Linked DNA regions of Homo sapiens: region 1 is linked to region 2. Evidence: chromatin contacts called from ENCODE POLR2A ChIA-PET data. All regions are on one chromosome and are shown on one strand. The core of a region is the stretch at or near the end of the contact, and the rest is flanking DNA. Distances in the headings are between cores, read along the strand shown. Region 1 holds the start of WAC (WW domain containing adaptor with coiled-coil). Region 2 has its middle 35 kb from the start of LINC02642.

Region 1 (2,743 bases), core at 237-2,736, about 21 Mb before region 2:
CACCTACATCAGAATGATTATCCAAGTACCCAAAGACCTCAATTCTTACAGAAACAAAAGCACACATATCTTTTACTTGTAAGGCAATTAAGTATACCAAAAATATTAAAAGGGGAAAGGGTAGTACTTTATAACCGACTTGAAAGTTGTAAGTCATTTAGCTATTTACCCAAGTTCTTCACTTAATTTTAATACCTTTACATTAACTTTTCAGTTCCCCCAACACAATAAATAAATAAATAAGCCTCGTAAGTCACCTATCATCTCATCCCATCGATTCCTTCACTCGCAAATAATCAAATAATCGAGTCAGGTCTTTCTGGCTGCAAATGATTCTTTTTTCCTAAATCAGCGAACTCCCTCCAGTCACCTGTCAAAATAAGTCACTAAACCTTGCTGGAGAGCGCTAAAGGAACCAAACCTGGAATTTTAAGGGGATCCGCGGTGCTAGTTTCAGATGTGTTGCACCGAAGGGCCTGTATCGACTTCTGAGGCCTGCGCTCGAGTAGCAGTCCCTCCCTTCCCCCTCCGGCCCCTTCCAATCCCTCCACCCCGGCCTCGGCTGGTACCTGGTAAGGCTGCGAGTCCCCCCTCCGGTCGTGACAGCTGAAAAACAGGAAGAGAAGGCAGCGACATAAGACACGGCGCGGGTGGGGGGCCGGGGAGGAAGAAAACGGGGCCCCCGCCGCCCCTCCCCGCGGGAGACCTACCGAGCGCCCCAGCGCCGAGCCCCGCACGCACACGGCACAAACCCGGAGCCTCCGGAAGGGCCGGAGAGGGCGAAATGCCGCGAAGCCGGGCCCCCGCTCCCCGCCACACTGCGTTCCCGCCCGCCCGCCCGCGCGGCCGCTCCTCCTCCCCAACCCGATCCGGATCAGGGTTAACAACAAAAATGGCGGCCCGGCCAGCTCCAGATAAGGAGGAACAGCCCCCCCGCCGCCGCCCCCCGCCGCCGCCCGGCCCGAAACGAAAAGACAATTTACCCATCACTGAGTCTCTGCTGTTTCCTCGCATACATTACCATCAATGCCCGGCCTGTGAGTGTGTGTCGGGGAGGGGGGAGAGCGGCCGCGAAAGGCGGGCGGGCGCGCAGGCGGCGGCGGCGGCGGGCGGCGGGCAGCCCCGGCACCTGGGCCCGGCGCGCCCTCGGCGACTCTCATCAGCTCCCAGTTACTGGCGCCGGCGCTCCCGGGCCATCTCCCTCCGTCGACACCACGCTCACTCTCAGCCGGGGCAGCGGCGCCAACTACACGGCGGCACCGCGAACCGGGGGGAGGGGGGCAAGACGACGCGTCCGGCTCAGCCCCGCGGAGAGCGACTGCCTCCTCCGCCTTCTCCTCCTCCTGCTCCGCCGCCTCCTCCCCTCCTCCCCCCGCCGCCGCCGCTGCTGCCGCCGCCTGGTCCTTCTTCTCCTCCTCCTCCTCCCGCCGCCGCCGCCGCCGCTGGTGCCGCCGCTGCCGCTCCACCAACTACATCCGGGCAACTCGGACGCTGCCGCCTTCGGGAAACCTCGGCAGTTTCCGCCGGGCCCCTCCTCTCCCACCCTCGGCCTTCCTCCCCGCACCGCGCGGGTCCGGAACACCGCCCTCGGCAAACCTCGGCTGGCTCCGGCCTTTCTCCTCCTCTGAGGCCTGGATCTTCTCTTCGCGACCAGTCTGCCCTTTCCTTCTTTTCCTCACTCGCGAGTCGGCCACCGCCGTTCCCGTTTAGGGATAGTCTCGCTCGGGCGCCTGCTCGAGGCTGATCTCAGGGGCTCCGGGCTGCGCAGGGAGGGAGCCGCCTTCCGGAAGAGGACGGTGGGGCGCGAGGGAAGCCATCGCGGACTAAATAAGGGAGGCTGCAGCGGCTGCGCGTGCGCCCAGAGGCGCAGCGGGAGGGGGTGCTCTCGGGCGAGCTCTCCGGCCGCGGCCCCCGCCCCTGCGCTGTCGGGCGGGGAGGTCGGAAACCCCCTGGCGAGACCACGGGCGGACGCTTCCCGAAGAGCTGCCTGGGCTGCAGCCGCGGAAGCTGCGTTCTGGGGAGCGGGGAGCGTGCTCCGGCGCCTTCGGGCCGCTGCTGGAAGCCGGAACCGAGCCCGGGCCGCTGCCCCTCACCGGACGCCGCGCGCCACCGGCCCTCCGCGGGGCAGGGGCTGCTGCGAGCTCGCCGGGCGCCCTTTAGACGTAAGTCTCACCCTGCGCCCCGAGGCAGGAAGGAGCGCGTGCAGTCCCGGCCAGAAACGGCTAATAGGAAGGGCTGAGGGGTTCTGTGTTCAAGGCAGAAGGCCGTGCGTCAGGGCGGCCCTCAGCGGAGATGCGTGCACGGAGCGGGGAGCGCCGCTCGGGGCAGGGAATGAAAGCGGCGCTTGAGACTGGAAATTTAGGGAGATGAGTTCCTTGGGAACAACGCTGAACCATCTCACTGCCCCACCCTACCCCTTGTTATTTTTTTTTGAGACAGGTCTCGCGCTGTCGTCCAGTCTGAGTGCAGTGACGCGATCACGGCTCACTGCAGCCTCGACCTCCGGGGCTTACGGGTCATCCCACCTCAGCCCTCTAAGTAGCTGGCACCACGGGCATGCACCACCACACCCGGCTAATTTTTTAAAAAAAGTTTTTCCGGAGATAGGGTCTCGCTGTGTTACCCAGGCTGGTCTCGAACCCCTGGCCTGAAGCGATCCTCCCGCCTCGGCCTCCCAAAGTGCTGGGATTACAGGCGTGAGCCACTGCGCTCGGCTTTTCACCCCTTTCTAACGTTTTCCATC
Region 2 (2,722 bases), core at 82-2,581:
AAAGGCGAATGAAAATCAATTCAAAGGAATTTTTTCTATGGATTAAACTACATAGAGGAGCTTTAATAAAGATTTGTTTAAAAACCACCTGGCTATGACTTCAATGTTGCAGTGTGGATGGGACCCTGTCCACCACGGGGCCTGGAGTCTCTCACTGGGAGGCCACGGCAGAAAGTCTTTAACTCCAGGACCAGAAAAATAAGCCTCTCTTCTGCAGTAACTTGTGCATTTTGTCGTGGTTGGCTAGACATTTCAACCACATAAACCCCTTGACCATGGAGAAGTGCAAATCCAAAATGAAGGCCAGTAACTCACATGACGTGACAGTCTGCACCTCTGGGCACTCACTTTCCTTTACTCCCTCCCTCCACTCTCACATGCATTTTTCTGATCTTTGTCTCTTCCCTCAGATCTTATTGGCTGCACTCTCGCCAGCCTCCACAGTTGGTTCTTCAGCTTCAGTGGGACCTGCCATCTTCTGAGACCTTTGCTTTCTTCTTATTTCTGAGTTCCTTCCTATCCTGGTTTCCTTCCACTTCCAGCATAGCTTCCATCATCAGCCACTTCCACTACCCTCTGCACCTCTCCCTGGCCCTTTGTTTCCCTGTCACACAGGACCCCGTGATGGAGCCTTCTTTCTACCTGCTCCTGCCTGGAGGGCTAAGGGCGCTGCAGAAGAGCCTGGCTGTGCAGTCTGGTGGAGGCTTCCTCCTCAGTGCCTGCATCCACGCTCAGCTTGCTCTCCCTCCACAGGCCTCCAGCCATGCCCCAAGCCTCTCTCTCCCTCCACAGGGCTCCAGCCATGCCCCGGGCCTCTCTCTCCCTCCACAGGCCTCCAGCCAGGCCTCGGCCCCCTCTTCCCCTCCACAGGGCTCCAGCCACACCCTGGGCCCCTTCTTTCCCTCCACAGGCCCCCAGCCATGCCCCGGGCCCCTCTCTCCCTCCACAGGCCTCCAGCTACATCCTGGGCCTCTCCTTCCCACCACAGGCCTCCAGCCACATCCTGGGCCTCTCCTTCCCCCCACAGGCCTCCAGCCACATCCTGGGCCTCTCCTTCCCTCCACAGGCCTCCAGCCACATCCTGGGCCTCTCCTTCCCTCCACAGGCCTCCAGCCACATCCTGGGCCTCTCCTTCCCGCCACAGGGCTCCAGCCAGGCCACAGCCTCCCTGCTCTTGGGTGACTGTCTTGATTTCTATTTTCCAGAGTAAATAAAGGCCCCGAGCCCCCTCGACTTCCTGCCACGGAACAACACCCAGGCTTGCAGCTGCATCCCTCCTATTTCCTTCTTCCTTTCTGTGACGACAGACAAGGTGTCCCACCCCCTCTGAGGAAGCCGTCCACCTGCACCTTCTGCCTCATCGAGAAGGGCCTCTCTTCTGAACTTCACATCTTTCATCTCCCAGCATCTTTCCATTATCTTTTAAAATGTTCAAGTTAAAATGTTCTTTTTTTTTTTTTTTTTTTTTTTGGCAGGGTCTCATTCTGTAGCCCAGGCTGGAGTGCAGTGGCGCCATCTTGACTCACTGCAGCCTCAAACTCCTTGGCTCAAGCAATCCTCCTGCCTCAGCCTCCCGAGTAGCTGGGACCACACGCATGCACCACCACACCGAGCTAATTTTTGTATTTTTTTAGAGACGGGGTTTTACCATGTTGCCCAGGCTGGTCTCGAACTCCTGTGCTCAAAGGATCTTCCTGCCTTAGCCTCTCAAAGTGCTGGGATTACAGGCATGAGCCACCGTGCCCAGCCTCTATTTTTTTTTTTTTTTAAATCTCCCTCAACCCAACTTCATCTTCTATCTACTTTCTGGAGTCTCTGCTCCACTTTGAAGTCACAATTTGCATGGGCTGCTCCTGCTACATCCTTCTTAGTCTGCCACAATCTGGCCCCCATCCCAAATCCCCCAACATCTGCCCCTCCACCTCAATGAAACTTCTCTTGCCCAGGTTATTATTATTTTGTTTGTTTGTTTGTTTTGAGATGGAGTCTCACTCTGTTGCCCAGGCTGGAGTGCAGTGGAGCAGTCTCAGCTCACTGCAACCTCTGCATCCTAAATTCAAGCGATTCTCCTGCCTCAGCCTTCTGAGTAGCTGGGATTACAGGTGCGTGGTACCATTCCCAGCTAATTTTTGTATTTTTAGTAGAGTTGGGTTTCACCACATTGGCCAAGCTGGTCTTGAATTCCTGACCTCAGGTGATCTGCCTGCCTCCACCTCCCAAAGTGCTGGGATTACAGGCATGAGCCTCTTGTCCAGGTTATAAACAACCACTTCATCACTTTCAGTCCTTGTCTTACCTTTCCTCTCAGTCAAATTTGTTCAACTTACTTTTCTTGTCAAAACATGATTTTCCCTTGGTTTCAGAGATAATACCCCTGCGTGGGATTTTAGCCCCCTAAGCCCCCCAGATGCTCATGTTTGGTAACCCATGTAGGCCTTCCTGCCTCTCTGTCCATCTGTTAAATATTGACCTCCTCCAGGGCCTATCTATTAATAAGTAACTCTTTTCATCCCACACACACTCAGAACTCATCAATACCAGAGCTTTAGGGACCATCCCAGCTCTCTCATGAACCCCACACTCTCGCTCCAGCTGCCGACCAGTTACTTCTGGTGGGATGTCCCACAGACCCCTCAACTGCACAAGTGCAATATCTACTCATCCCTTCTCTTCCCCAAATCTGTCCTTCTTTTCATGTTCCATATCTCAGCAAATGGCACCA

What was found. ChIA-PET counts read pairs that join two places held with the same protein, here RNA polymerase II (POLR2A).
Region 1: POLR2A ChIA-PET joins it to region 2 with 14 read pairs in activated CD4-positive, alpha-beta T cell. The contact joins the promoter of WAC here to the enhancer-like site in region 2. POLR2A ChIA-PET finds 5 or more read pairs at or near these places in 2 of 52 experiments (activated CD4-positive, alpha-beta T cell and endothelial cell of umbilical vein).

The regions. Positions count from the first base shown.
Region 1 is chr10:28,531,861-28,534,603 of GRCh38, reverse strand. WAC (WW domain containing adaptor with coiled-coil) reads right to left here and starts at 1,486. Exons shown (of 14, transcript NM_016628.5): 1 at 984-1,486; 2 at 570-606. The coding sequence starts at 1,024. WAC-AS1 (WAC antisense RNA 1) reads left to right here and starts at 2,250. Exons shown (of 3, transcript NR_033805.1): 1 at 2,250-2,743. RefSeq lists silencers at 483-732, 743-852, 1,003-1,082, 1,293-1,442, 1,813-2,232 and enhancers at 1,593-1,782, 1,403-2,086.
Region 2 is chr10:7,506,545-7,509,266 of GRCh38, reverse strand. No RefSeq gene overlaps it. Among named protein-coding and RNA genes, the nearest start is that of LINC02642, 35 kb to the right of the region's middle. Within about 2 kb of position 1,331, at least 5 of the 41 ENCODE cell types and tissues checked have a DNase peak (open chromatin) inside an H3K27ac peak, as active enhancers do.